2 separate regions of the Mus musculus genome follow, and region 1 is linked to region 2. Evidence: chromatin loops called from intact Hi-C (ENCODE). Cell type or tissue: gastrocnemius. All regions are shown on one strand. Each heading gives the region's core, and the rest is flanking DNA. Links, peaks and the distances in the headings are about the cores only.

What was found. Peaks named below come from ENCODE experiments on the same cell type or tissue, not always from the same donor. Only the 100,000 strongest peaks of a DNase experiment are listed, where the experiment ranks them.
Region 1: a loop joins it to region 2, with 4 times the contacts of the local background. A loop is called at or near these places in 18 of 42 quality-filtered maps.

What each region holds. Positions count from the first base shown.
Region 1 is chr5:118,701,529-118,717,264 of GRCm38, forward strand. All of the region lies in intron 4 of Med13l (mediator complex subunit 13-like), which reads left to right. Among named protein-coding and RNA genes, the nearest start is that of Gm42015, 130 kb to the right of the region's middle. In gastrocnemius, for the core only: a CTCF peak has its summit at 6,897 (motif pointing left); DNase peaks (open chromatin) are centred at 4,706, 6,890, 8,014, 8,612 and 1 more place; H3K27ac peaks cover 823 bases.
Region 2 is chr5:118,586,168-118,601,903 of GRCm38, forward strand. Med13l (mediator complex subunit 13-like) reads left to right here. Exons shown (of 31, transcript NM_172424.4): 2 at 7,166-7,403. Among named protein-coding and RNA genes, the nearest start is that of Med13l, 33 kb to the left of the region's middle. In gastrocnemius, for the core only: a CTCF peak has its summit at 8,853; DNase peaks (open chromatin) are centred at 5,070, 5,404, 8,539 and 8,874; H3K4me3 peaks cover 823 bases; H3K27ac peaks cover 2,390 bases.

The DNA of each region.
Region 1 (15,736 bases), core at 3,550-11,549, 110 kb after region 2:
GACACATTCCAGCATTGTTCTGCTGGGATGGCAGGGCTGCTGTGAGGTACGGCCCGCCTTGCTGCTGGAGCTGGGAACTGAGTCTTGTTCTTCTCTTGCTCTGTGACCTGGGCAAGTGTTTGCCTTGCCAAGCTTATGTGAACCTAGAATACAAAGTTTGACTCAGCTTGGAAGAGAGGAAATGCTTGCTGGAGACAGTGTAGGAGAACCATCCAGCCTCAGGAATGAGATGTGTCCATTTCACTAGACCTCTGAGGCAGTGCGGCTCAGTGCTCTGCTCTGAGAAGTTGTGCTCTGTCTAACAGAGCTGAGGTTGGCTCCTCACACACCTACCGTGTGAGAGTAAGCAGGCTTTCTTTTTCTCTCTCTGTCCTTGAGTTCCTCTCCCCCGCCCCTTGCTTTGCTACATTAAATGCCCCTTTAAGGTACCGTGAATCAGGCACAGCTGTTAAAGGCACACAGCAGGGTGTCAACAGAGGGAGCACCTCTGTTGTGCTGTGACTGTCACCCTGGCTGCTGCTGCCTCCAGGCACGCGCTCCATCCTATCTTTGCTTGTTGCCTCAGAATTAGAATTCCAAAAATCCCTCAGGCCCAGTTTTATTCTGGCTCCTCCATAAAGCTCGATCCTCGTACTTATTAGAAGTCTCAGTTTGTCTCTGACACATCTCTATCTTGTGTGCTTATCTCTAGCCATGTTTTATATGTGCCACGGACTATAAAGTCCTTGAAGATGGAATTTTGTTTAACTCCTGTTTCCAAGAACCTAGAAGTCACCTGGTAAAACAGAAAATTTGCCTTGGAGCAACTAAGTGTGGTTTGTAGTTTGACTGCCTTAGGGCGTACACAGTGCACATCTGCCCTGATGCTCTCAGAGTGTAGGACACACAGCTGCCCTGATGCTCACACAGTGTAGAACACACAAAGTTTTAATTGCTTTCATTGCAAAAGGCAGGCTAGAGGATTGGACTAAATAATATAGAAATTATGTGATAGATTCAAGATTGATGCTTTTTCTTTGGCTAAGAAAAAATTTAGACAATTTTTTAAAAATCTTGTAATCATTTAAATTTCAAGCCATTTGGTTGTGGGAAATCCACCCATTTGTGATGGTCTCCACTTAGACACTAACAACAGTGACTTCACACTGAGCCATTCCAAAAGAGGCTATTGCTACTGTCCAGAAGTGGGTGCTTTCAGTGGTGTCCTCTGCTGACCGGCTGCTCTCTGTGCTGTGCGGGAAAGCACGTTAATGACACAGCCCTCCAATCAGCTGCCTTGGTACAAAGTGCCAATCCTGGGTGGAAAACCGAGACTTGCTCTTGGTGTCCCAGCAAAGGACAACCTGGTCATTTCTGTTCTGCTGATGTACAGCTGTCACTGTGGCATGCATGCTTCCTTTGTAGTCAGTAATCACGAGGGGCCGATACTAGGATCGTTACCTTGGGAACAACACAGGAATGCTAGTGTGTCTGCCCTCTATCCTAGGTCCTAAAATAGTGTAAACACACAGATTTTAAGAACATATCACTCGTGGTGGCGGCAGCTGTGTGCAACTTAGGCACTTCCTCGCCTTCCAGCTAACTGCTGTGAGAGATCTCAGATGTGGGCCTTTACTTAAAGAAAAGGCTTTCTGGATATTTTGAAATCTGCTTTCTGATTTATTTATTAATACCTTGTCACTCGAAGAGCTGTCCGTGCTGGCATGAGTTGTACTTCCTGGGCCAGTCTGCTGCTCCAGTCACCCTTACCATCCTTAAATTCTCTCAGAGTTTCCTGCTGCCTCAAGGGTGTTGCTTAGCTTAGGTGGTGGAAGAGTGGAGGCAGGAATTCCATGGGGAGCTAACCTTCCATAGGGAAGGTTTGCTGATGCAGCCTAGTAGAAGGGGTGGTGGAACTACTCCTGAGACACCCTGGGCCTGTTTGAAGACCCTGCAGAATTGGGGGGGGGGGCAGTATTTTTATTTCATTATGCTGATCTGTTTTCTTTAATTTGGGGTTTTAATCACTGACACAGTTTTGTTGCCTATGAAGGGTGTCAAGTTGCTAGTACTGTTTAAATGACAGGCACATTGGGTCAGGAGAGCCTGAGCGCAGAAGCACATGGCAGTCCCTGCTCTCCCAGCGTTGACATACAGTCTGTAAAGGAGCTGCCTTGACAGGTTGACTTTGTAATGCATGTCCCCCTTAAAGAGTTCCTTTTGGGGATGGCCTATGCGGGTACTGGATAGAAACAGGCTTTCCCTCCCTCCTCACTGGATAGGAGGAGGCTTTCCCTCCTCTTTCATTTAAAAGCTTTCAGATACCCGATGCATAGGGGAGTAAACGACACTCTGGGTGTTAGAATCCTGTAGTGGGGCGTGTCCCTTCTGAGTCAGAGCAGTGTATTTAGTCCATGGTAATGTCTTGTACTGCTGCACATATACATTGCTAAAGGGTCTGCATGTTGAAGGCTCGATGGAGGTTGTTGGGTGATGTTAAATTAGTCTCATTAACCCGGACAGTACTTGAATGAAGGACAAAGGCATTGAATGTCCATCCAGACTGTGCCGAGGTGGCCAGTCTTCCTCAGTGTCAGTTTGTGCAGCTATCATACCTGCTTGGCAATGGCTTCCCAGCAGTAGCTTTGTGTAACGTTAAGTGTTCAATGGCTTGATGGACTGGTGTTTCACTAGGTGTTGCAATGATTCCCAAGGCCTTTGTGATTGTTTTATTTAGTTTTGCATATTTTGATTTTTTTTATTAATTATATGTGGGTGTTTTGCCTGCATCTCTGTGCCACCTGCATGCAGTGCCTGCAGAGGCCAGAAGGGGGCACCATATCCTCCAGGACTGGTGTTAACAGCGGGCTGTGGACCACAGTGTGGGTGCTGAGATTCAAGCCTGGGTGCTCAGCAAGATGAGCTCTGATCCTCCGAGCCATCTCTCCAGACCCTGGTTTCTCCATACTTAGTTTGGACTTTTGGGATAGCATTGGAAATGTAAATGAGGAAAATACCTAATAAAAAATATTTAAAAAGAGAAAAAAACATAAAGCAATAATCAATTGTTATTTCTTTTCTCTGAGCGAAGATAAGCCAGTGTGTGTGCTTCCCTTGCCCGGGCTTCCTGAAGGGCTGTGGATACAGCAGTGTGAGGCAGTGTCTCCGTAATGCCTACTCTGCCATTTTGCTTTGTTTTTGTGAATCTGATGCCTTCATACCAAACTGAATGAGAGTATTTGCTCTCACAAGCAATGACATGTATGTTATAGCATATCCTATTATGAAAAGATAAACCTGTATACAAACGGACCTCTGAGCAGTTTAAAATCATTCATTCATTCATTCATTCATTCATTCATTCATTCATTGTGTGTGAACCTGCTTACATGGCACAGCTTATGTGTGGAGGTCAGAGGACAGCTTGCAAGAGTTGTCTCCCACACATAGGTCCCAGCGTAGGTAGGCTTGGCAGCTGTGTTGTCTTTATCCCAGCCATCTCACTGACCCACTGTGGGTGAGTTGTCAGGGACTGCTCCCAGGGCTGCACAGACACTACACATCCCTCTTCTACTACTGAACTGTCTAGTCCAACTTCCAGCAGTGCTGTGCTCTGCAAGACTGCCTCACAGTGAGCTCAGAGCAGTACGTTTCCCTCTTGGGGATTCGCTGTCTGAGGGAGTCCCCGTGCAGGAGCTCCTTATATCTCAGTTAACCCACACAGGGGCTTGTTGGTTTATCCGTTGTCGTGCATTGCACTCCTTAGAGATTTGCGTGGGAGCCTTGTAGTGATGATGTGCAGGGATTCTTCCACACTTGGTCCGTCTAAATCTTACATAGCATTTGACAGCGTCTTCTAAAGGGAGAACCAGGAAGAAGAGAGAATAAACCCATGTTAACCACACACACTTTGTCAGTCACCAGGAAGCCACACGCTGTGTGACTGGAGGTTTGTTATGACGACTTCATATCTAGGATGAGGTCATGGTTCCCATCATGAAATTGGGTTCACTTGTTTGATCTTGTTAGCGGTGTCTGGTTTTATTGAGCTTTGAAACAGGAACCTATTTCCTTGATCCAGTCTTGATCTGGGCGGATTAGTGAGGAGGGCCTGACATGAGGACTCTTCCATGAGTATAGTGTTGACCAGATTCTCCCATTGTCATGCTCCACATGTCCAGAGAAGTAGCCTCTCTGTGACAGCTCATCTTGTCGGCTTTGGATTCGCTTTGCAGTCACTCTCTCTGGTGGGCAGAGCTGATGGGCACTGTGGGCTTTCATGTATAGACTCTTCAGAGAAATTTACTTGCTTAAATTAAAAAACAAAAAGAGCACCACTTACTCATGGACCACTAAAAACAAAGTATTTTAGCTTTGAAATTTCTGACCCTGAATCAGGCATTGGTAACTCAAGATGTAGCCACCACAATATGAAGTCGTCTACTCTCGTTCTGGTGGAGATCCAGGTGCAAAGCAGAAAGCTGCCTCCTTTGTAGCTCCTCACAGGGAGACGCGGCGTTCACAAGAGCATTGTGGTTCTGAGCTCAGTGCAGGACTTGGCAAGTTTATCTAGGCAAAATAGTCTGAAATGTGTGCATCTGTTTTGCATGCAGTGGTAAGGCTCTTCAGACTACCCATGAATATCATGTGGAATTAACCCCACTAAATAGACTTTAGAGTTGTTCAAGTAAAAGGACACAGCCTTATGGCAGAGTGCCAAACACATGCCACTTTGAATCAAATCTCTGCCTTTCTGCGCTCCTCCTCTCCCTGTCTGCATGTCAGCTCATCCTGTCAGGGTGGGATGGGAGAGACGGGTCTACAAACACGAGCATCAAGCCAGGACAATAGTTTTGTTCCTGGATAAGTATTTTACTCAAGGCCAGGATGAATGCTTGCACACATGTATACCTCATGAGAAGACAGGGGAAGGGTGTGCTGTTGGCCCACGTTGAGTTAGCTTGTTTTAATTAAGGAGACAAAGACATAGACATTGTATGCTAACATGGCTTAGTGCATACTCTGGTTTTGTGTGAGACTACTCTGTAATGCATTTCTTCTTCTATTAGCAAATGTGATTAATGTGGCACACAGTGTTAACTGTGCTCTCTCCCCAAAGACATCAGATGGGAGGCAGCATGTAGAAGCTGAATCATTTGGAGAGGCTCGGTGATTGATTTAAACATAAAAGGATTAATTGGTCCCTGAACCAGACTATTAAACCGTACTGTGATCTTGACTGAAAGTGGGAGAATTACAAATGCATTGCATAGAATAAATTAATACATGTCATGGCTTTAACCCTTTCCCTCTGATTGCTTTTTGTGGTTTTATGGACTATACTCTGTTGTGTGCTTGGTGGTGCAGAGGGGACTAGGTGTGGTCCTGATGGAATAGGATATGGGGCGGAGCGAGCATCAGGGTCCAAGGAATCTGGGGCAATGCTCACAGACTGGATTTTCTAGCAACTTCCACCTGTGAAGAGTCTGAGCATCGATGCCAATTGTTACTGAACAGGGATCTAAAGTTCTCAGTCTGTGGGACATTGATAAAGAGGAACTGGGTTAATGGAGCCCTTCTCCCCTGGGCAGCTGCATGGAAGGCTGAGCTCCTGAGGATACATGCTGTAAGAATACCAGAGCCAGAGAAAACTCTTTTTCTCTTGAGCCAGGCGTGTGCTGCTCTCTGAGGAACGGTACTCATTTGTCCTTTGCAGGGAGAGGAAGTGTGTCCACTCACATTGTTTATGTTGAGGTTCTTGTGTGGCCCGCTGTTACAGAGTAGTCTGGGTGGCAGAACAAGTAAGTAGTTGGTTCAGGGGCATTTGTGACCCATGCCGTGTGTGAGTTTTCCAATAACATGACTCCCACATTTCAGAGTGGAGTCTTTTTTTTTTTTTCCCCGAGACTTGCATGCACACATAGGTGTGGGGGATCACTTGCTTGAGGTTTTTTAAGACATTGTGCTGTAGAAATCTCAGTGGTTATCTTTGTCCATTTCTGACTATGGCAGCATCACATCATGTGCAGCTTTAAATGGCATGCCACGTGGCTACTTGTTGAGGTCACCCATTGATCCCCTTTGCTGTGCTTTCAGCTGTTACTGAGTCGGGATAGAGTGGCCTTCTCTCCTGCTCTGAGCAGTTCCTTCCTGATGGCTTGCTCACTGGAGTGATGGAATTTGGGTACTGCCAGTTGCTTGGTAGAAAGCCAGAGAGCCTTTGTGACATCTAGTCTTTAGAAAAGAGCCAACTCGCACCACAGACTTAGTGTTCTCAGCACGGTGAAGGGAGATGACAATCAGGAGGGCATGTCTGAACTCAGTGTAAAGGGGATGGAGGATTCTTTCATTTACTGCTTCATTACTGTTAGCAGAGTTGGTCCGTGCCATTGCTAAGTAGAATAATGATGTTTATTCAGGTGAGTTGACTTCAACATTGTCTATGATTATAAACTTTAATTGCTCTCAATGTTTTTGAATTATTAATCTTAGTAAATTTTACTTAATAGAAAATCTTTAAAGACAGATATCTGAATGGATGAGTCTGACTTGCCTTAAAGTTTAGTAAATTTCAGATGGAGTTGTGCACACAGGGATGGAGAAGTCACCTTCTACAATGACAAGGAAAACGAAAGGGAATCTCACTAGCTTCTTTCTTCTCTCTGCCCATGGCTGGGTGCTGTTGGACCACAAGGAACACAGCTGAGTTCTTCCTCATGCTCTCCCTCCTGAGAAGAGCCCAAGGGAGGGGCTCTCCTTGCTCTACAGGGCTCATGTTTCTCACCTGGCTTCCGATGTGGCTCTGACTTACTGCTGGTGTCCTGCCCTGCCCTCATTCCTGAATTTCATATTTCTGTCTTACTGCCTCTTTCAGATGTGCCTCACCTGGGCTCTGCTCGCCAGTGCTGCCCCCTAGTGGTACTTCCTCTTCCTCGGACTGCTCTGCCTGTCCCTTGTGTCACTGTGCACAGTGCTGTTGAGAAGAGAGCCATGCAGAGGATGGCAGTCCTCAGTTGAAGTCGGCCCCATGCCTTTGTTTACGGTTCACAGGCTGAGTGTGTGCTCTGCTCAGCACACTCCGTAGCCTCTCCTGCCTGCTGCTTTATAAGATGAACACTCTTAAGCATTCTCTTCCCCACACATTCAACGTGGCTCTGGATTCTGGCCTCTGCCCAGTCCGCCTGCCTCCCTCTTTGCTCTCTTGCTGCTGCTCCCTTCGCTCTGAACTCTTGAGCATGTCATCTTGTTTGACTTTGACCGCATAACCCGCCCTCGGCCTCCACTGCACATGTGTGCTGATTTTCTGAATGACTTTACACGGACTCTTTCTTCCTCCTTGGCCTGCAGCTTCTGTGGTCCAGGACCCTGGGTTTTTGGCAGTGTAGGCCCCAGAGCAGTGCCCGTGCGCAGGCACTCAGGCTGCATACTGGTGCGATGAACTAGAGGTTGCCTAAGCTGCAGGAAATCTTTGGTTAGAACTTTAAAAAAACAAAACACTTTGCAGGATAGCACTCTCAAATTTAAATGTTCATAATTGTAAGGATTCTGTCCCCCTTTTGTAGCAACTAGATACTGAGTGTGAGAGTGTGTGTGAGTGTGTATGTGTAAATAAGCACTGCCATTTACTGGAACATAGATTCTTTGTAGGTGCAGTGCGCCCAAGGCATTGCCTGTTTCCTGCTTGTTCCTTTACTTCAGTGCCGATGTCTCCTTTGTCCTGAATAACTGTCTTTCAGGCAGTCCCAACATTCTCATTCATTCTTTCTCTCTGTCTACCTGCCTGTCTGTCTGTTGAATTTTCCCACTCTTTGAAAAGCTTCATGAGGTTTTCATCAGTCACCATTTGGGTGTTGACCATGTTGTAGTGCATAGCCCCCTTTGGCCTTCCGACCTCTGACACTCACGCTGCTCGAGGAATTAGCCATGACATCTACGTTCCGATGGTGCTGTCCACCGAAGGCAGAGGAAGCCATGTGCCTGGCACGGCCGTCTGGCACTGGAAGAGTGTGGAGATAAATGCTTGCTGATGGTAGCACCTTATTAAATGAGGGTCTGCTCCTGTTTTATTTTCCTCTTGCTGGGGAAACTGTGGCCTTCTTTGAGTACTGGTAAGTGAGAGGCCGCAGCAGTGTTGAGTTGGAGGCCCTGCTGTCTGGCAGACACTTGTGGATCTTGGAATGCCTTTAAAGGACTTGCCACACCACATTGAGTGTCAGCTACTCACTCAGAGATCTCAGAAGGTAGAAAGTGCATCCTGGCGTGGTTACTTCCTTTCTCTGCTTTGGAAGTAGTGTATTTAAAGACATAACTAGGACCATTACTTTGAATAGGGACAGAAAGGAATCTCATGATATTGTATTGATTTGTGTATATATTAGTTTCCACTAAGTAAATAATTTAATAGAATAGTCATCAAATGGGAGGGGCACTCTGGCTTCTTTCCCTGCCGTGTTCATGCTTCCTGTTTGTCTCAGAGTGGCTGATCCATGCCCTGAGGAAAGGGGGCGAGGTCATGAGAGCAGAAGGGGCCTGGAGGATGGCAGTGTGGAGAGGTCCCTGTGTGTGTGGGGGGGAAGCTTCCGTGTTGGGTTCCTGTCAGGGTTTCTTTTGTGTGGTCTTGGCTGCGGGGTGGCTTCCTGCTTGCTGCCGTTCACCTGAGCGATGGCAGCATATTGCAGCTCCCATCTGCTTTGGCTTTCTTGGCAGGTCACTTCTGCTGCTTGCTGGGTGCGTAGAGCTAGGCAGATGTCGGAGGCCTGGGCTACATTTCTTTTAAACTGGCAAGAACTCTACTGTGCCTACCACTTAACCTATGAGTGTCAGATCCTGTTATAATGGTTGTGTGTTCTTGAAAACATAAGCAAGCATCTTATGGTTTAAAACATAGGATAAAATAGACCCCCAGCTTCACAATTTAGCAGTGGGTGAGGTGCAGACAGGCAGCTAGACCTGCAGAGTGAGGAACAGTGATGGGAAGTCTTATTAGGTTCTTCGTGATACCGTCTCTTTTCTACATTTTTCTTCTTTTCAGAGTAACCCAAAAATCTTCTGAGAGCCCCCACTTTGTACTTCTTGGGGTAAGGACTAAGCTTGTGCATTTACTTGTTTACTCTTTGAAGCTCTGACTGACCTGGAACTTCCTCTGTAGTCCAGACTGGCCTCAAGTCAGAAAGCTCCACCTTCCTCTCCCTCTGGGTACTGGATTAGAGGCGTGCTTTGGTGACTGCAGGTGATCCACGACAGCTGCCATTTCAACCCGGGTTCTCCCATTGGGGTTAAAGGAGCTGCTAGAGACTGTGGCAACCATCTGGCCGAGTTGTGACCTCAGGGGAAATTTGAATACAGGACTTTGAGAAGCCTTTTCGGATTTGGTGTGCTGATATCTGTTGCAGAACACACAGCATGGAAGAGAGCAGACCTTGTAGCCATTTTGCTGCTTTAAAAACAGTCTTGTATAGCTTTGTCCATCAGGGTTAACCACAAATGCTCACAGCCTTTGGATCAAAGACAACTGAGTTATAAAGCTTCTGTTAAGTGAGGTCCCAGGAGGAACACGAGTCCTTTAAGTCACTAGGACACAGCTCTCGCTTTGACACAGATGTACTATAGTGCCAGTCCAGGAGCCCTGCAGACTCAGAGAACTAATGTGCACCACAGGGACACTTTCATTGCCAGGGAACAGCTTAGCACTAAGGATAGGATGGTAGAAAAAAATCCCTAATTTTGCACATGTGCACATTTTTGTATGCATTCACACACATGTAATGTGTGTGCGTGTGCGTGTGCGTGTGTTAACAAAATCCAGTAAGACCTCACTGCATTAGAAGGATGCACTCGATAACTTTTTTAGTAGAGTGATTCTTCATGGACTCTGATAGTAATTTAATAGTTAAGTACTGCATCATCTCTCATAACAAAAACATTTGCAGTCATGGCCTCTGAGGTGGCTCAGTTTGCGCCCAGGGTCTTGTGGTGATAGACGGCCGGCTCCTACTTGCTCTCCTCCTTTGTGCACCAGGTTTCTGCAGGCACACACACAAATATAACTGACTTTAAAATTGAAGAAAAATAAATACAGATAACAGTATTTTTATTGCTTTGTAATGATGTTAATTCATTACGGGAAAAGATGAGAATTACTAAGACCCTGTGAAGGCTTCTGTAGACTACTGTGCCCAGGTGCTGCCTTCTGAAGAAGCAGAGGCCTGACCAGCAAGCGACACTGTTAGTAAAGTCTGAGCTGCCAGAGGGAAGAGCATTTCTCAGGAAGGAGAGCAGATATCAGAGAGGGCTCATAGACTGAGGCAAGAGGTTTAGTTAATGGCAACTCAGAAAATTCCAGAGTGATAACTTGATTACACAGAAAGCATTTAGGTAAAAATTATCTGCATGCATTCTGCATTGTGAATCTGTTATCAAAACACTTTACACCTTTGAAGAGAATAGGAGCTTATTAATATTCATAGTGCATTCTGAAAGCACATATAATAGCTGTGTTCTGAGAACTCAGCTCAAGATGTAAAAGACCCTTTAAAAATACTGTAGGGGAGTGGGGCTTTCTCCTTTGCAGTTCTGCAAAGCCTTCTCCAGACACCCCTGGTCTAAGGCAGGCCAGTCAACAGCCTTCAAAGGTGCCTTCGTGGTCAAAACCATTTACTCTAATAGGAACCTTTAAAGAAAAACAATCTTTCAAGGTAGAACGCTCTGTTTTGTACCTCGCTGTACTGAAGCAGCCCGATCTGTATTGTGTTGTGCTGTGTTTAAAAGACAGTTTCCTACCAAATAATTGAGGCTGGACTGAAACTCAACCCTTTCCACCCTGTTTACGTATTTTATTTATTGTGTATATTTGTGTGTACAGCTCTGTGGAGGTCAGAGGATAGCTTACAGAAGTTAGTTCTCTCCTTCTACCATGTGGGTTCTGGGATCCAACTCAGGTCCTCAGGCTTGGTGGCAGCCTCCTTCCCTCAGCGAGCTACTTCCCAGCTGTCTGACTTCAGCTCTTCCCTCCTGCCGCAGCCCCAGGTGTCACCCACACATTCTGCCTCTCCGCAGCCTTTTCCATGATGAGTGACATGAACTCAGGGAAAGACCCATATAGTGAGAATTCGGGATTTTTTGTTTCTTTAAAAAACACAGAAATATTGTCAGAATTTTTCATTTTAATTCCAGGTATGGGGATGAGGGGTGGCTTTGCAGCAGCTGGGTATGATTTGCCTCGTGTTCTAGCAGAGGTGTGGTTTTGCCGGCAGCAGATAGTTTTTACAATTGGGTGACGTTTGGAATTTTGGAAAATTTTCAGAGGGTATGTAAATACTAGAGCCCTGAGAAGTGGTTATTGGTTATTCAGGGGATTGGTTGCAGTTTGTTAGTAGTCATGCTCAAAGAAAAAAAGAAATTAGGTTCAGAGATCTCCGCTCCCCCTATCGTTCTTTTTCCCCTTATCTAAGTGATAGGGGGTGAAATGGGGCGGGGGGTGGTAGAATAAGGATGGAAAACCCCACCAGGCAGCAAAGACAGGGTACAGTTCCCACGGCCAGGCCCTGGGAAGGACTAGCCAGGTATTTTTCTCATCATTTGTTAATTGTTACATAGTTCAACAGTGAATTAAACCCAGGTCTGAACACTGAAACTAGAAGCGCATTTGCTAACACAGACCTGTGATCCCAGCTATTATAGAAGCTACAGCAGGAGGACTACAAGTTCCAAAGCCAACTGGGCTGAAGCACTGGGATGCGGTCCCAGAAGAGAGGTGCGTGACATAGCACAGCACTGGGCTCACCTCAGGCTCTTCAAACAAGGAAGGGGTTTGGTTTCAGCCTCTCCTCAAGACCCCACCCTCCTAACCAGTCCCACACCCAGCACATCTATCCTGAAGCTCACTTCCTTCCTAGGGCTCACCCAGTGTGACAGTACTTACCTTACTTAGTCTCACAGCCTGTCTGTCACTCCTTGTGGGGAAGGTCCCCATCACACAGACAGTCCTTACCACGCTATGACTGAATGACCTTGTGTTTTGACCCAGAACTCCAGATGCTTCTTAGTATCTTAGAAAAATGGTAGAAATGTTTAGAAGACAGGCAAAACCTGAAGAGGAAAGTATCACAAGGAAAATGAAATACTCATTCAGTCTCTGCTCCCATCAAGCCGATCTGAGCGCTGCTCATGACAGGGGTTACCCTGACTCAAGAGTCAGTGCGGCGAGTGGCTCAGGACAGAGCCCTCTGGCCAGGCCAGAGAAGCACCGGGGGCCAGATTTGGTCTTTACTTCGATTTAAACATTAAAGATGAGGAATGGACAGGCCAGTTATTCTACCAAAAGAGCAGCAGCGCTAGCCCCAGGTGTGGTACAGCTCTGTACCAGTGCTGAGTGTATAGCCCAGCAGTGAGTGTGCAGACCAGGAGTGAGTGTGCAGACCAGCAGTGAGTGTGCAGCCCAGCAGTGAGTGTGCAGCCCAGCAGTGAGTGTGCAGCCCAGCAGTGAGTCTACAGCCCAGCAGAGAGTGTGCAGCCCAGCAGTGAGTGTGCATCCCTGGAATGAGTGTACAGCCTAGGAGTGAGTGTGCAGCCTAGGAGTGAGTGTGCAGCCTAGGAGTGAGTGTGCAGCCTAGGAGTGAGTGTGCAGCCCAGGAGTGAGTGTGCATCCCTGGAATGAGTGTACAGCCCAGGAGTGAGTGTGCAGCCCAGCAGTGAGAGTGCAGACCAGGAGTGAGTGTGCAGCCCAGCAGTGGGCAGTAGTCCAGCCAGGGGGGGCTGCTGAGCTAGTGAGGCTTTCCTGACTCCACACCCTTCCTATTACACACCTGTACATATGCTATTTAAAATGCTGGTATCGGAGGCTGGAGAGATGGCTCAGTGGTTAAGAGCACTGACTGTTCTTCCAGAGGTCCTGAGTTCAATTCCCAGCAATCACATGGTGGCTCACAACCATCTGTAATGGGATCTGATGCCCTCTTCTGGTGTGTCTGAAGACAGCTACAGTGTACTCATATACATAAAGTAAATAAATAAATCTTTAAAAAAAACCCAACCCACTGTTATCTAGGGACCCACCACAGTCTAAGGAGGGGTTGAGGGCCTCCACTGCCCACAGACCACAGTGCTGTACTTACCTGAATTTCTCTGAAACAAACCAAACCATTTTGACAGCTTCTTTGTAGCTTCCAATAAAAAGATACTTTGAGGGAGTACTCTGAACTGAGCTTAGCAATGGGCCCTCGGCAGCCTCTGAGTCTGGCTGTACCTAGAGGAAGAATTTACTTTTATGAAAACAGTTCAATAAATTGTCTCATCAGTAACATCAAGGTACTTAAAATGGCATTTTATGAACAAACTCCAGGTAATTATTTCAGCATTTCTTGCTTATACTTTTCAGACATTAAACACCTTACTTAGGTGGAAAATACAAAGAACAAACTTCAGGAGGACTGGTTTGTGTGCGTCATTGTTTTTCTTGACTGTGACTTGAAAAATGAAACTCAGGGCCTAAGAGAAACTTAGTGGTCCAGAGTGCTTGCTGTGCAGCCGTGAAGACCTGAGTTGTGATCCCAGCAGCAGCAGCAGCAGCAGCAGCAGCTGCTGTGACTTTACACTCACTCTCGTGTAACACCATGGTATATGTGTTGGGAGGCAGGGTTTTAGAGGGAGTCACTGGCTGAAGGCACAGGGCAGAGTGCCATTAGACAATAGGAGTACACACAGTCATATGTGTGTGTGTGAGAGACAGACAGACAGACAGACAGAGACAGACAGTTAGGAAAGGTTTGTAAAGTAAGAGAACTGAAGCCAGCAGCTCAGTTGATCCCACAGACTTAGAAGCTCCTACACCACTATCCTTCTGTCATCAGCTACCTTCCTGCTTCCATTTTTCTTCCTCTTTCTCTTGTCTTGGGGTTTGTTAGGATACAAACCCTGTGAGGGCCAGAGGTGGCCCCACAGTTAATTTTGCTGCCCTTGTTTGGGTCCACGCACCCACACGGAGGCTTACAAAGCTGTAGCTCCAGCTCCAGGTGCCCAGTGGCCTCTTCTGGCCTCCACAGACTGATGTACATACATGGCGTGTATAGACTCACACGGGCAAACATAAGATAAACAGACGACAGCGCCCAACCTAGAGCATGCATGTAACATCATGTGCACTAGTTGTATTGGTACAGTCCCATGTTTTCACTGTCGATTCACAAATCTCATTACATACACAGTACACCAGATGGCAGGGGTCTAAGTGAACAGCCATGGATTTGAGCTAGCTAATGGGAGCAACATTGATTTCCAAGCCTGGTTGCAGCTGTGCCCTTGCGTAGAATGCCTAAGAACTCAGATAGTTTTCAGCCTGTCCTTTCTGTAAGAGGAGGGAGGGTCTTAGTAGGAAATGGCCTGGATGGTACTAGTGTACCTGCAATGGGCACCGAGCCTGATGCCTGTGTGCATCTTTGGAGACAAGGGGTAAGTGGGTAACATCACACCAGGGAACTGTGACTTGGTTACCTGGTGAGATGACACAAGACACCTTTGTCACTTTGCCAGTGTGGCCTTTCCCACCATTGTAGCAGTGCCATGGCTAGGGGTGCTTGTGGTTTGTTGAGCACCTGAAGGACACTACAGCAGCGAGAGGCAGGACCTGCCTGATCTTACCTCAGTAGCTTTCTGTGTGGCAAATGGCAGGTATCCAAAGATAGAAAAGAGATTGTGAATTATCCCCTTCACTCACCTCACAGCTTGTGGGCGAGTGGCTAGGCTTTGCAGCACATTGTCCAACAGTGGTTTTACAGTAGTATAAGCAAACTGTCCATGCGCCCCCCCCCCCCACGCCTGCTTTCTACTTGGTAGAAGCAGATACACTGTCTGCACTATTTCAGAACCCCTTTCTCTCTCAGAATAGTTTCCACTGCGTCAGGCTGTGCCCACGTCAGGCTGATCATGTAAGTGGTAGCAGAATGGAGTCTCTGGAGGCAGCAGTCTGTGCCTGTAGCTGCGTTGCACATGCCAGGGGCATCCTCAGAGAGGCGGTAAACTGGCAGGGGGGACAGGCACCACCACTTCTGACTGCTTCCTCCAAAGCTTGATCTTTTCTTGTATTTTAATCAATAGTAAAAGTAAGTGATTGACTCAGATCTTCTCCTTTTCCACTCCTGCTTCTCTGTTCTCTGTGGGGTATGTGAGAAATGCAGGCGAATGCTATGATGTCACCCAACATTCCCTGTACTCAGCTCACTTGGTAAAACAAGTGCATCTACTCTCTGCACTTACTAATCTTGTTGAGTCAAGCTGAGCTTTTGCCTCTGCTGTCTGCACACATGCCTGCTCCTTGTTTCACTCTGGATCCTGCCCTGGCTTTCTGTTCCCAACTGCTTCCTTCACCCCTTCCCTCCCGGGAGCCCAAGCCTGGTGCTTTGATTGCATTGTTCCTGTGCTTCCGTGTGAGCTTCTTGTAGGGTCGGGACCACCACCCACCAGCCCGTTAGCTCTCTGCAGGTGCTTTGTGCTTACTGGCAGGCAGCTGGGCGGCTTCAGCTCCATGCAGTTGATAGGAGAGCTGTGCTGTGTAGCTGTGACTCCCACCAACTCCTATAAACTGTGGTATACTGAGATAGGGCCGTGGATAGGACGAGTCAGCCCAACCCACTGACTGAGAGATAGCTGATCCAGGGTCAGAAAACTGCTTAGGTTCTGTTGTGTGCTGGGTAGAGTTCATGTTTCTCATCACTGCTTTTGTAAAGGACAGCCAGTCTTACTATTGTATGCTTTAAATGTGTTC
Region 2 (15,736 bases), core at 3,961-11,960:
CTATGAGAGGAAGCTTTGTGCACGCAGCAGTAGCTGAGCGGAGGTGGTATAGGCAGTGTTGGGTGTGTGTGATGGTGTGTGAGTTATATTGCCAAACTACATTCAGAACCAAGGCTGTGCTCAAGTCCTGAGATACAATGTGGTCAGAGTGCCTGAAAGACCTTGGGTTCATACCATGTTGATTTAAAATTATTTTTTTGAAGACTGCTTGTTTAGAAACCCTTTACTGTTGATAATTTTTTCTCTCCCTTATGTGAGGTCATGTCCCACAATAAGAAGTTGTCTTACCTGAGTGTCCCTCATCTTGGCCCTGTTGTCTGAAACCTCGGGGTCCTCAGTCAGAGTGGACATATGACCAGCAACAGCTTCCTGAGGGGTCTTTACTGGGTCCGTCTGACCCGCCACAGTCACTTGGTACAAGCTTGGCCTGTAGTTGTCATTGGGTGTGGGCCTTCCTTGGCTTCCCACAGGCTCCTAGCCTCTCTCCCTCGTGGCTCACACTCTGCATGCAGACCTGGAGAAAGGAGGCTCCTCACACACGAGGAGTTGAGTGGTTGGGCTTGCTCCTCCTGCTCTGCATTCGGGAGTTCTGTGCTGCCGTCTGCTTTGCCTGAGGCTCTCCAGATCTGACATGAGACTCTGGGAGTCACCGCACTTTGCCCTCTTGCTCATGTGATGTCTTCTTTCATGGAGGCTGGAGGGTCTTGTCTTGTAGTGTGCCACAGTGGAGTGGGGCCTTTTGTGGGGCCCATCTCATTAGTTCTTTTAGGTATCCAGAGAGGTCTGTCCATGTAGTGTTTCACAGGGTTTTTTAGAGAGAAGTTTCCATGAATTATTACATTAGGTAATTCTTCATTGTTTTCTTTTTCTTAGAGTTTTTATTCCATAGTGTTACCTAAGGCACACTGGGCAAGTGCTCTGCAGCGAGCTGCAGCTTCAGGTCTGTGCTGCAACCAGGGGGCTGCAGCCCGGCTCTAGGAGTCTGTGCTTAGCTTTAAGTTTCTTGGTTCATCTTCCCATTTAATTCCCACCTTCCCTACCTGCCCAGTTTTTACTTTGTCAGCCTTGTGTGTGTTTGAGTCCCTGAACTTCATCTTCCATGTATTTCACTGAGTTTTCTTTTAATTCTACTTTCTTTGAGCCTTCTGTTCCCTTTCAGTTTTAAATGGTTACATGTTCTGTAAGGTTTCCTATATTTATTTATATGTAAGAGTCATTTGCCTGTATATGCAATATGTGCTTGTCAGGTGCCTGCAGAATTTAGAAGAGGGAGGGTATCAAGATCCCCTGGAACTGGAGGTAGGGATGGATGTGAGCACTCTACTCTGCTGGTGCTGGGAACTGAACCCTGGTCCTGTGCAAGAGCAGCCAGCACTCATAACCACTCAGCCAGCTCTGCAGTTTCTGAGAGAATCAGTGATGGATGCTCCAGATGTTTTCTTCTCACTTAGGTTTTTCCTCTAAACTTTGTATTAGTTTTTGTGTCTGGACCTGGTTTTCCTCAGCTCATCAGAAGCCCTTGGTCATAGAGGCGTTGATGGCAAAGCTGCCAGTAGTTTCCAGTGTATGAGTGTTGTCTGTTACAGTGCCTGCACACATGGGAGCAGGCTGTTTTTGTTTGGAGAACTTGAGTTAGTATTTTGGGGCCATTCTCTGTAGCATGTAAGATTCCAGACTGCTTTGGGATTTTTTTTTTCTAGACTGGCTATCAGCTGTCTGGTACTTCAGGGTTGACTGGGAAGGTGGCCCCTGGCTATCACCTTATCCTTGTGTACATAGAGGTTTACCCTCCATAGCATAGCCTCTGCCTCCTCCATTGCTCTTGCCCCCTCCGTAGCATAGCCTCTGCCTCCTCCATTGCTCTTGCCCCCTCCGTAGCATAGCCTCTGCCTCCTCCATGGCCTCTGTCTTTGGAGAAGTTTCTTCTGTTCTTTGCTGGGATACAGTGGGAGGATGTCTCAATCTCTCAGGCCTGGTCAACAGGCTTCAACCTATTTTCTTACCATGTCTCTCTCCTCTTCTCAACCCCTCAAAGAGGAGGTGCTGGTGTCCACAGCTCCTAAGGCTGAAGAGCACTTTTGCCAGTGGCTTGCATCCCACCTTTTCTGTCTCTGGGGTTGGTTACTCAGGGCCACATCTTTCCTTCTGAGTACCAGCAGCACGGGTTTTGAAAAGCAGATGCTCTTTTTTGTCTTGACTGCTGTTGTGTCTATAGTTCAGGGAGAGAATAGCCCAAAGAAACAAGTTTCTTCACTGATGCTTAGTGTGGTTTAAGAGCAGAAGCAAAAGTAAGTGTGTGTGTGTGTGTGTGTGTGTGTGTGTGTGTGTGTGTTTACCCTGCCGTTCTTACCTGGAGCCGATTAGTTACATTGTAACAAAAGCTTTCCATTACATGCAACATTTGTTTTTCTTTCCTAACTTTGATCTGTGAGGTGATTTAATGTGTTTACTGTATTTTCCTAATCTGCTAGAGTAGTAATTCTGTCACAGTAGGGAGAGGGCAAAGGCACACTTGAGATTTTCTAGGGCACTTATGTTGGCAGTAAGAGATGCATGTCGTCCGCCTCCCATGGCCTTGCGCATGCTAAGCGAATGCTGGACCACAGAGTTCTTTCCTCCACTTCAGCCCAGTAGTAGGTTTCTTAAGTCTGAGTATCTTCTGGAAATGTTGTCACTGATGGTTCTGAGCTGTCTGATAAGGGTTTGTGTAATTTACCAGTTGCCTTTGCCAGTGAGATGTAATTAGTTTGGGGCAGGAGGTGAGCTCATTTCTGGCATGTAGGTCAGCCGTAGCACTTTATAGCTCCTAAAGCTGAGGCCCCCGGCTGGAGTGGGCCTCCTGACCTCATGGAGGCCTCATGGAGCTGTCGAGAGCAGCTCCACACCGATGCTTCTTATCTCCTGCACTGTCCAGCTGTGGTGGCAGACCTCAGTTTGTTCTTACCAACAACACATCTGTAGGTTCATTGTGCTGTCGCACCAGTGAATCGAGTTTTAACTCTGGGGCTATGTTGCAGATATATGATGTTGGCTGTGAAATATCTAGTGTGAAAAGCAAGAGCTCTTTGAACGCTGTGCACCTAAGGACTAAGACTACATCAATACAGAGGCTCCACATCACACGTAGGGTGTTGGTTGGGAAGGCGTTGCTCTTGGGTCTGTTTGAATCTATTCAGCATCCTTGCCAGCTGACTGCAGTGGCCTTCTCTTCTTGTCAGCTGTTCCATCTGCTCAGCTCCTCTTTCAGAAAACCTTCACTTCCCCTGTTAAACAGCCCTTCCCCCCATCCCCTCTTTCTGTTAGGGTAGGTAGTTTCTTTTCAAAAAAATACATATCCTCCAAGAAGTATACTGTCCTCCAGTGATCGTGTGTACGTGCCTGAGGCAGTAAGGATCGGAGTCTCTGGATTATTGAGATGGTGCAACCACTCTTATGAATTGTTTTTATTGCCCCAGGAAGACCACAGAAAGAGCCATGAACATTCTTAGATTAGAGAGCATGGCCGTACACTCGCATCATTGCTAAGTTGAGCCCATGGTGCTTTCGTTGTCTGATTCTCTAATCCTCCAGGGCTAATTTTTAACATTAGCCCCATGAAGGAGCATGGCAGAGTGGAAAGAATTTATGTTTCAGATTCATTTGTGGCTTCAATGTAGCTATGTTTGGGACCTGTCGCTTGTCAGGTTTATGATTCGGGATGACTTATTTAACTGTGAGGAATCTGAACTTCTTGAGCTACGTGGCTGGAAGGTCTGAGGCAGGGGGAAGAATTCAAGGGCCCAGTGGAGTCAGGCTCTCAGTGCCAAGTGCTGGAGCTGCTCACATGGGAGGACCACCTTTGCTCCTTGAAGAGTAAACTCTACCTTTTTGGTTTTATATTTTAGAACTAACCTGAAATTATGCATTTGTTTATTCTTTTAACATAAATATAGCTCTAGGATAATTTGAATATCAAAATGCTTAAAGGTTTGTTCCAAAAACAAAAAAACAAAAACAAAGACTTGGAGAGTAAGGGATTGAACCTGTGGCCAGCCACCCATGCTCAGAGAGCTTTCTGCCCCTGCACTATTCCCAGGTCTCTGCTCGGCAGGTCTGGGCCTTTAGGCGACCTGCATCTCTAGGGCTGCACTTGTGCCACTAGGTTCAGGGCTGGTTCAAGACTTTGAAAAGAAAAGCTCGAGTGTTAGAGTTAGGCATTTGTCAGAAATGGGGGAAACAGGGCCAGTGAGATGGCTCAGCAGGTGAAAGGGCTTTCTGATGAGGTGAGAACCTAGGTCAATCCCTTGTACCCACATAGTAGAGAGAGCTGACTCCCACCCTGAGCACTTCTATACAGTAAATAAATGAAAGACTAAAAAAATAAAGAGGGGTTGGAGAGTTTTAGTGTCTCAGTAATCAGGAGCCCGTGTTGACTTTAGACCCAGGCTTGCTTGGTTTCATTTCTGAGGTTTCTTGCAAGGCCTGTTCCATTGCTCTGGGGCTGAGAGGAGGTGAGCAAAGACCGTTGCTCCACACTCATAGGAGATAGCAGCTGTGCTGGGACAGGGTGCTGGGTCTTCAGCTTTGCCCTTACTAGACACTGAGCCAAGATTGAAACCCCCACCTCACTTCCCCCACCCCCCCCATGTTGGCTTTATCATAGTCATCTGTTAGGTGTCAAGGCTTACCGAGGTAGACTTTTATAATACTTAATTTTAGCTTTAAAGTAAGGGAACCGAATGTTTTGAAATAATTGGAAGTTTCCCAGTTCCTTTGGTTGACTAGTTAGCCTGTGGCAGGCAGTGCTGTGTGGAGTTTACAGCACACTGTTGCATGGACAGCTTTGTGAAGAGCACAGCAGGTGACAGTGGCTTCCCTCTGCCACTGAGAGCAGGCACAGGAAGTTAGCGCAGAAGCTGGGGCTAGAGAGCAGTTTGGAGTCATCCAGATATTTTCCTGCCCAGCTGCGAGGGTGGGCACTACAGGTGAACGTGCTCCAGTGAGTCTCCGTGTGTCTCCGTGCATTGCTTTCCTGGGGACAGACTCAGCCAGGGTGCAGGTCTCTACTGTGCCCTTGTTTTCTACACTTACAGCATGGTCCCTGTCATAGTGATTTGTCCTGTGTCTTTGGCGCCCGTGCTCCCCTCCCCTCCCCCGCCCAGGGTTCTTGGGCGTAGGACAGTGTTCTTGCTTAAGTGATGAGTGTTCTCTGTATCTTCTCCAAATCGAACTACTCTGTTTTTACTTTATCTCCTTTGACACTTAGAAAATAATGCTAGGCTTTCTGATTAAAGCACAGAGATATTACTTTTATTAGAAGAAACATGGGGGCTTGAACAGAAAACTAGACAAGAGTGTAGGCATGGCAGTGAGAAGAGGGGAGCGCCAAGGAATCACTTCCTCAGCCAGGGAGAGCTCAGAGAGCTGGCCAGCTGTCCTCCTGTCAGGATTGTTTGCCTTGCCTCGCCTCAGATCCCCAGGCAGCATAGAAACGCAGGATTTGCATGCACCTAGGATGGTCTTTAAGATTACATTTGCCTGATGCAATGTAGATGCTATGTAAATACTGGGGATACCTTGTTGCTTAAGGAAAATATGCCAGGCATGGTATCCTGCACCTTTAGTCCCAGTACTTAGGAGGCAAGTGCAGCTTGCTTAATTGGAGCCCAGCTTGGCTTACACAGTAAGTTCAAGGCCAGCTAGGGCTACATAGTGAGACTCTGTCTTAAATACACGCACATACGTATGCTGTGTGTCAGCTGTTTAAGCACTTGGAGTTAGTCCCGGTTGGGTTGCAGATGGTTACTTTTCTGCCCTGTGGTGCTTCTGTTTTAAAGAATTTGTCCATAAGAATGACTGGCTTTGTGGGAGAGGAAATGAAGGGATGGGGGCACGTGGGCTGTTCGATACAGGACTGTGGTGAGTCAGCTTTGCTCTGGTCCAGTACATGGTCCCAGTTTGTAGCTACTAAGTAAGGAGCCCCGCTCTCTTTGTGATGTTCTGTCCAGTTCATCCAACCTAAGCTTCAGGAAATTCGAAAGTAGAAGTGTGTGAACTGCGCACAGAACACACGGCCTCTGCTTGCTTGTTTAAAGTTCCGTGCTAAGGAGGCAGGGCTCTGTGTAATGTGCCTTGGCTGCTGCCGGCTGCTGTGTTAGCAGCTACTTCCTGAGGAGCCTTTTAGCATGCTGTGCTGCCCTGGTGAAAACTCCCACCTCCTGAACTGGCTGCTGAGGTTGGGGCACAGGGTGAGGGAGTGGGAATTCCTCAGAATGTCTTCTACAAGGGGTCCAGATGTTTCAGATGGTGGATTTTCAGATTCAGGGCTGTTGACATATGTTTCTCTGGCTTGCTATCCCTAATGTGAAGTGAGCTCAAGTGCTTCCAAGTGTGGATTTAGAAGCAGTGTGAATTTCACGTTTTTGTGTTAGGAACAATCAACTTGGACTTTTGTTGTTGAGATGGTCCCTCTACATAGCCCTAGATGTCCTGAAACTTGGTTTATAGACTAGGCTGGCCTCAAACCCACAGAAGATCCACTGTTCCTGCCTCCTGAGTGCTGGGGTTTAAGGTGTGGGCCACTGTGCCTCAACAGTTATTTTAAAATCTTACTTGTTTTATTTATTTATAAAAGTATTTAAAAGTTTTTTTAGTATGTACAAGAGTTTTACTTGCATGTATGTGTGTTAACCAGGTCTGTCCTGTGCCCATAGACATGAAGAAGAAGGCACTGGCTTCTGGGGTCAGAGTTAAGAGGGGTTGTGAGCCACTGTGTGATGCTGGGAATCCAACTGTGGTCCCCTCCAAGAGCGCTGGTGCTCTTAGCTGCTGACTGATCAATCTCTTTGCCCTTATTTGGTTTTAAAATAAGTGTAATTTGTGAACTGAACAGCAAGTAATAATTGAAGATAATATTTAAAAATATGGGTACCTAATAAATGGTCAGGAGAATAAAAGTTTTTCAGCAGCACATAATGATTGCGAGCTTGTTTCATTTTGGTATTTAATATGATGTTTGTCCCGACAGCCTTCTGATGTGTGCTCTTCCTTTGAAGAGACCTTGTGGTGTGAAGTTTAATACAAATGCCTATTTTATCAGCTTTCCCTTCCTATAGGAATTTGCTTTTAGTGGTCTGTAAGTAAAAGGAAAAATCAAAACTATTGCAAATTTTTTGTCGTTTTCCAGGCTGAACTCACAGGAATCAAATGGCGTAGGTACAATTTTGGAGGGCACGGGGACTGTGGACCCATAATTTCAGCCCCAGCCCAAGATGATCCAATCCTGTTAAGTTTCATCCGCTGTCTGCAAGCCAACCTGCTGTGTGTATGGCGTCGTGATGTCAAGCCAGATTGCAAAGAGCTCTGGATATTCTGGTGGGGAGATGAACCCAACCTAGTGGGAGTAATACATCATGAACTGCAGGGTAAGGATTTTGTTTTTCTTTAAAAAATATTTGCATATGTTTTTTGAACAATTGTAAATTTTGGAATTTATATTTAGGAGTTGCTTAAAACAGATCCCAAGCAGGCAGTGGACAGTGTGTTTGTCAGAAGAATAGCCTCACTCCCCCACCTCCGCCCCCCACATTTCTCTTTCCTTAAACTCTCTTGTTCTTCCTTAGTCATGCTGAAAATTAGAACCTTGTAAGATCACCTTAAGTCCATTCTTTTATCATTTACAGACAGAGTCAACATATAGCCTTAAACTTGAAGCACTCCTTCTGGCTCAGCCTCTTGCCAACTGGGGTACAGGGGTTCACCACCCTGTCCTTCTGGCCTCTGAAATCATTACTGTTAGAGTACTGTGTACCCAGTGGGCAGTGTCTGGGAGGAGACAAGGCTCTGACCCTGCTTTTTTGTTTTGTTTTTGTTTTTGTTTTGTGTTTTGGCTTTTTCGAGACAGGGTTTCTCTATATATCCCTGGCTGTCCTGTAACTCACTTTGTAGACCAGGCTGGCCTTGAACTCAGAAATCCGCCTGTCTCTGCCTCCCGAGTGCTGGGATTAAAGGTGTACGCCACCACCGCCTGGCACCCCTGTTTTTAAATTAATAGTGAGTTGTGAGTAACTAGTAAGACAGCTATGTGAACAGCTCAACTCTTTGTTGGCAAATTGAAAATGCAGAAATCTAATGCATCTTTTACTGGACAAATCTTAAATTAACCTTGGATACTGTTTTCGGGAAAGATAAGTTTCTTTAAAGTATCTCAGTTTATTTCTCTTACTGATTCCAGAAATACTAACTTTTAATTAACTAAATTTTGACTTCAGTTTGCATCTGACACCTGGAAACTTTGAATTAATGCAAAAATATTTGTTAGTCTAAACTATTTTTTATGTTTACCATACATTTACAGTAGCAGAAAATATTATTAGTAGTTTCCATTCCTCTCGCCAAGTTTCTCATTCATGTCCTACAGAATTCTCTAAGTCAGGAGCTGTTCCAGGCTGTTCTGTGGTTTGGAGGCAGGCCTTCCCACGCTGCTGTGCTGCCCGAGGACTCCCTGAGTCTGAGCTGTGTGGAGCTGTGTGACAGGCTGTGCGCCTTGCTTGGCTAGCCCATGTCTCCGTGGGGAGTGCTGGCCCTTCTCTGGGGAGTGCTGGCCCTTCTCGCCTGGCTTTAGAACTTAATCCGCTCTAGTTAGTTTGTGGTTGAAATGTTGCAGGCATTGCTGAGATGTGTCGTTAGTTTATGTTCTTATTATTTATTACGGGAAGACATAAAGCAAACTCCGGTGTATTCTTGTGGGTCTGCTTTAAAGGTTCTAAATTTGCCTAAAGGATTTCCTGCCAAATTCTTGAAACTTGTTGGCAGCCCTGTTTGTTTGGTTTTGTTTTGTTTTTTTTCTCCTGTTGGTGGTGTATCTTGCCACAGCAGCTAGGGGGCAGTATAGCACAGTGGACTAATTGAGCTACCTCTGGGCTGCAAACCTCTTCCCTGATGCTCTAGTGTATGTTCACTCTATCTAGGGGAGGTTGCTTTCTAGTGCGCTCATCCGCAGACTCAGAATTTATGTCCATGTCCAAACCTCGTGTAATTAGTAGGTGATGTAGATGCAGCTAGAGCTTCACACCACCTACGGTTTGGGTTTTCAGAGTCTCTAAGAGAGCTTCTAGCTGGTAGGTTATATTTGTGTTTGTTTGAATGTAAAACTGTTGCATTCTTTTAGTTTTTTCATGTGTGGATTTTTAAACATTTTTCTCCTTTAGTTTCTCATCTTAAAAAAATATTTTAAACTATCACTGATTGATGGGAGGTCATGTGCACCATGGCATACCTGTGGAGACATCCTAAGGCTTAGGCCCACGAAACTCAGTAACAAGCACCTTTACCTGCTGAGCCATTAGGCCCAGGAAACTTAGTAACAAGCACCTTTACCTGCTGAGCCATTAGGCTCAGGTAACTTAGTGACAAGCACCTTTACCTGCTGAGCCACCTCCCAGCTCTTCCTTGTTACTTTTGGTTCTGTTTCTCCTTCCTGATGTCTTCAGTTCATTTCGTAACAAGTTAGAAAACACATGGCCTGGCTTGATAGCAAAGTGAGTGCTGTTGTGTGAGACCAGCTTGTTGCAGCACTATTAAAACTCGTGTAAGCATGGACTGCTCTTCCCGAGCTGCTTCATGTCACACACGTAGGTCATTAATGTGAGAATATACTGGCAAGAGTTAAGCAAAGATTGACTTATTTAAAAAAATTTTTTTTTGTTTTGTTTTAAGTTATAGAAATGCTATTTATTTATTTATTTTACAATCAAAGTCTCACTTTGTAGGTCTGGCTGACCTGGAACTTGCTCTGTAGATCAAGCTGGCTTCATACTCATAGGAATCCGCCTGCCTCTGCCTCCCGAGTGCAGGGGTTAAAGGTGTGGGCCACTTTCAGCAGACACACTACATTTTAATTATACTGGCCAGCAGGATGACCACTGAAAGAGGTGGAGGACACTGCTCTTTGAGCATGGGCCTGAGCCAAAGGTGTCAGCTGACAGTTGTGTTTGCCCCGGGGAATGGTGTCTTCTTTATGCTCTTTTCCTTTGAGAACTGTAAGTGCCTCCTCTTGCTGAGCAGCCGTGGCCTCCTGAGTGTCTCCTCTTCTCTGTGTGCTGAGCGTTGGGAAAGTTAGAGCCTGTCACACAGGTTGTCCACTTCTGCATGTAAAAGTGGCTGAAAGTAAAGTCTGTGACTCAAGCATTAGGAGATATTTGACATCTAATTAGAAAAGTGAGTGGCATAGTGAGGTGTAGAGTAGTAGGGAAAGCCTTGGGGTGGAGGAGGAACCGAGTTCCTATTGGTTGCAGTAGAATTGAGAGTGTAACACGCCCTTTCCCGGTCAGCCTATTTAAGAGTTACTTTATTTCGGGCAATATAAATGTTAGCAGAGTCCCGCCAGCAGGCATGAGTGTTAGGCTCGGGCAGGCAACACTGTTACGGCATTACCAGGGGTACTGAAGTACTTACTGTTCATGCTTCTTGGTTCTGTTTTGCACCTTGTCATGATGTGACTTAGTAGCATATGGCTGGCAGACCACAGTAAACACCAAGCTGCTGCCTCGGTACATGGTATGTGTGCACGTTAGTAAAGCAGCCTCCATGGAATGACAGTGCTCACTCCTTCAGGACACAGTGTTGGATCCATAGCCGTGTACTTGGAATGCTTGAAGTATCTGGAGCCCTGTGAGGGAAGGTCACAGTGAGGCCAGAGAAGGTGGTGGGCATTGTGAGCTCCAGAGGCGTGGCTTTGGATCTGGCATAGTGATATCTCCATAGTTAATGACCAGCTGGGAGCCTCTGCTCAGTCTGTTTAACCTGTCACTGTCTGAGTTTCCTCACTATGAATTGGATTACGAGGCCAAAGTTAATAAGGACCTGAGCTGGCACGCACAGCAGTCACTCTGGAACTGCAATGTAGCTGTCGGCCATTGCTACTGCACTGACCACCGTGAGCTCGCAGATGAGAATTACATTTTGGCATTTTTCTAAGCAATTGATTCTGTTCTGGGTAGCAGGTAGTGCCAAATATTAATGCCCACTTTCAAGCTGAAATAATTATTTTCTAGTTTTAATGTTTGGGTGGGGACTGGGGAATAATACAAATGCACAGCAGCAAAGGGAACACGCTCATGGAAATGTATCTGCACTTCCCATACATTCCCTCTCTCTGTGTGCATGTGCTACTGAGGACATGTGTGCATGTGTGTACATGTGGGTGTGTGTGTGCTACTGTGAACATGTATGCATGTGTGTACATGTTGTGGGGATATATGTGCTATTGTGGACATGTGTGCATGTGTGTACATGTGGGTGTGTGTGTGCTACTGTGGTCAAGCAGTAGAGATTGGAGGACAACTGCTGGAAGTTCTCTCCTCCCTCCACAGATTCTGTCTGGGTCTTGGATGCAGGTCTGCAGGCTTGTGTGGCAAGGGCTTTTACCTGTTGAGCCATCTTGCTGGTCCCTTCTCTACGTTTCATAGCAAACCCAAATTGTTGCAGGAGGAAGACAGTTGTTTTAGCTTGTTGTATGTATACTCTTAAATAGAACTGAGACTGCTGCCGCGTGTCAAAGCAGGGAACCTCGTGAGTGTGTGTGGCTGTATAGGTGCTTCTATTTGTGAGTTCACTTAGAGGGATTTATAGTCTAAGGGGTATATGAGAGGCGCATGTACAGACCACTGCTAAGAATATATGAGAGGGTAGACCAGGATGGCTGGAGCCTCACAGGGATTAAAGATGGGTGTCACTACAGCCGGCCTAAAACATTGGTATCACATTTCTATTTTCCTATATTTTGTTTTGAATTAGTTTGCCAAAGCTATAAAGTAGTATTGTATGATGACTGTGTGAACATGCATGCTTACTTAAATATTTGACTTAATGAGTTACACATACTGAAGAGATGTGACATTTATTAACACTTGAATGAGTAACAAAGTCTTATTGTAAAATTATGGAAAGATATCTACTCAGATTCTTTCATATGAAGAATAGAAAGAGAATCAGTGAACTAGAATTATTAACCTACACATGCTTGAAATTGTGAGAGCAAGCTGAAGTCTTAACTTTCTACTGTAAATAACATCAGTGTGTTACCGCAGGCAACTTACTGAACCATGTAATTAGGTTTTTTTAAAAGAAAAATGAGACATTTATACCAAGATTGTAGTGAGGTAGAATGTGAAGGGAGGGCTTGTGTTCCACTGATATGAAAATTAAGCAATTGGCAAAATTATAAAGATTATTGCTTTAGACAAAAGTCAAATAAAGTTTTGATCTGGGGGTTGTTATTGGGAAGCAGAGATATCATGGTCTAATGTTTTTTGTTTTTCCCAACATGAAAACTCTGTATACAGTGAGCCCAAGTAAATATCTTTTAAAAATTATTTCTATTATTTTAATTATGTTGTGTGCGTGTGTTTGTCTGTGTGTGAATTTGTGCACGTGAGTGTGGGCACCTGAGGAGCTCAGCGCCATTGGGTCTCTTAGAGCTGGAGCTGTAGGTGTGGAGCTGCTCTGGGGGCCTCTGTAAGAGCAGCGAGCACTAGTCTCTGCTGAGCCTCCTCTATAGCCTGCGAAATCTCTTTTCACCAAGTGTTAGTTATCTTTGGAGCAGAGATGTCAATTGACAGTAGGTAAACTATATTTCATGCATGAATGGGATTAATTTGGCGAGGAGCATGCTGTGTGTGGTGTGGCCATTGATTGCATGTCAGTTTTGAGTAGTGCCGTGCTCGGTTATCTCTCCTGCCCTCTGGTTTCTTTTTCTTTCAAAAGCTTGTCTTTGCATAGCAAACTTTTTAAGATTTAGTTGGGGTTGTTATTCATTAAAAGGATAAAATTGTAGCCCTTATTCAGGGAGGCCAATTTAAGTGTATGGCTAGAAAATCAGGAGACTTCATAAATGTTGCTAGAGCTAAAGGCCTAATTCAAGAAGTAATTGCATAGTTGAATATTGGCTTTGAAAGGTTTTAGAGACATAGGTATATGTAGAGAACTGGTGTTGGCTTTATTAACACTTTTTTTTTTTTTTTTTGCTGCCAAATGACATTGTGTTCTCACTGCTTTTCTCTATAAGAAAGGGCATGTATCCCTGACATAAACTGGGGTTTCTAGAAGGAGCTAGATTTTTGTGGGTGAGCTAGGTCTGCACGCAGGATCCCCTCAGTTTTGTCATGGTCTGTCTTTGCATTGCCTGACCCAGCTGCAAACCAAAGTGCAGGAGGAGTCTCCGCCTTTGTCACTTCTCTGATAGCATTAGAGGTTAGCCTCGCAACACCCACTTAGTCTAGACCGATCCCAGAACCTAGCAGATTCCACGGTGACAACAGGATGGAAGGTAAATGAAATGCTTTTGGGTCAATAAAAACTTGATACAAATGCTTGATAACTGTTATGGTCTGACAGTCTAAAGTGGCTTGCTGCAGTGCTAGGCTCTGGCTGTGGTCGTTGGAGAAGGCCTCTCCGTTTCTATTTACCCATCCATTCCTTGTCATGCTGGAAAGCACGAGGCTTGCGTGAGGTAGCAGGTAGTGCTTAGGCTGCCTTGAGTTGTTCTCTGGTCTCTGTGCTGAAAGTAGGGAGACTAACATGGTTTGTGGATCACTATGCTGAGGTTAGTAATAGAGAAATGCTTATAGCACAGTTTCCACTTGATTTTGTTTTATGCCTCTCTAGTTGGAAATGAGGACTTAATCTACTTGGCTATGAGTAGAATTAGCAGCTAAGGTTTCTACAACTGGTCTCAAGTATGGGAACCATAAGGGACACACAGATACGCAGGACACATCGACAAGCTCCCGTAGTGCAATCTCTGGCACTCACTGTAGACTCTTTTCTGACTGAGCTGATGCCCCAATGCTACCTGAAGAGATTGCCTTGGATCCACTACAGCTGTCAGTGTTCAGTGATTTGCTTTAGACTTTCCCACAAGTTCTGGGCCACATACCCTCTTACAAACTCAGTGTTGGCGAATGCATCGTCTGTGTGATTGGGTCTTGTTTTGACCCTGGCAGTGAGTTCAACCAACGCACATTACCCTTGAGGCCCATCTAGGGCTGAGCTAAAGGCCTTCTGTGCTGCCCACATGACGATGCAGCTGTCTGAGCTGTTAAGGTAGTGGGACTGAGTGGGAAGGCTGCTAGGGCCTGTGGTGACAGAGCACCTTCCAGTCTAGAGTTGATCACACAGCACAACTGACTTGACTGAAAAAGGAATACAAGGGATTAAGACAAGTATTCTTGTGTGCGTGCTGTAGAAAAGGCAAAGATTAGAGCCCCAGCTGCCGGCCAGTAGCCTCTTTCTTGTACATGCAGAATATCTCATTTTTGGAAGTTACTTTTACTTCTCAATTTTCTGGGCTTGGGGAGGAGGCAAGATGCCTTTCTGAGTTAAATATGAAAGGCTTTTGTTTGCCTGGCAGGCTTCCTGACATAGCAGTGTCCTGGAGGGACTAATCTACAAGTGCCTGTCTGAGAATTGAGGCGTGAACCTCGGAAAGGGGCCGTCTTAACACTAAGATGACTTTCTTTTTCACAGTTGATCTTGAACTTGTTTAAATGCGAGCTATTTTGGTGTTTGCTATTCATAAGGAAGTATGCTATTCACATGGAGATATATTTAGCCTAAAGCAGACAAATTCAGATATTCTGTGCTGAGTTTCAGGTACTGTATTTTTAGCTTGTTTTAGAAAGTAGCCTGGTAGATGTTTATAATGAAAAGCAGGCCTGCAGTGGCATCCTTGGACAGCAGCATGTCTGTGTGAGAAGGGCAAAGGTGTTTGATGGTGCCTATGTGTCAGAAGCCGACTCTACTGCATTGAATATCCTTGTCTGTCACATGTTACAGATGCTAATGAGTACCGCAGGTGACTGTCTAAGGTGGCTGTTCTCTTCCCTGCTTTCTCCTGGAAAGCCTTGAACTCACTCAGTTTCCACCTTTCAAGTGCTAAGATTGCAGATGTGTACCACAGCTCTGCCACTATAAGGAATCACATGGAGGTTCAGTGTTGAGAAAGGTGGTCTCACAGCTTTGGCTGTGTGAGATGAGGTCCTGAACATTTTGTGTGGACCCGCTGTTTTAAACAGTGTGTGTCTGGGAAGCCACAGCTTGTCCTGATCAGGAGCTGGTCGAACTCCTTACAGGCATGGTGCTTGTAGAACTAATAAGGCTGTTTGATCAGCAGGGATTATGGCTCCACATTCATGCTGTGTGCCATAACGAATGCTGCTTTTTCACATAGTTTATTGGTAGGATCATTTTTATTTGTACTTGCTGTACCTAATTTTACAGTAGCTGTAAACTAGGAATAGATAATGGCCCTGACACCAGACAGTGATGAGATATTTACAGTTAGTGTCTTAGGTGCCAGGTATTTGATCAATCTTGAGTAGAAAGTAGTTTTACCTTGACTTTTTTTCCGTCTTACTTTGAATGGCTTATAGGAAATAGTCGAGGTTCTGCTGCTTTGCCTGTACCTCTGGTTTTGATAGATTTAGTACATACAGAACACGTGGTGGTGGCTTTTGTTGTGGTTAGTGGGGCTGTGTGAATTAGTCCCTTAACTTCACCCAGCACTGTCTTGGTTGAGACTCTTTCTTTAAAGAGTAGAACACACACTTTCTGTCAAATTCTAAGATGGTTTAAGTTTTATTCATTCTTTCAGAGAGTGTATATTTCTGTGCACATGTTCATGCGTGCACACCACAGTTCATCTGTAGAGATCAGAAGACACATTGTGGGACTCTGTTTTCTCTCTCTCTCTCTCTCT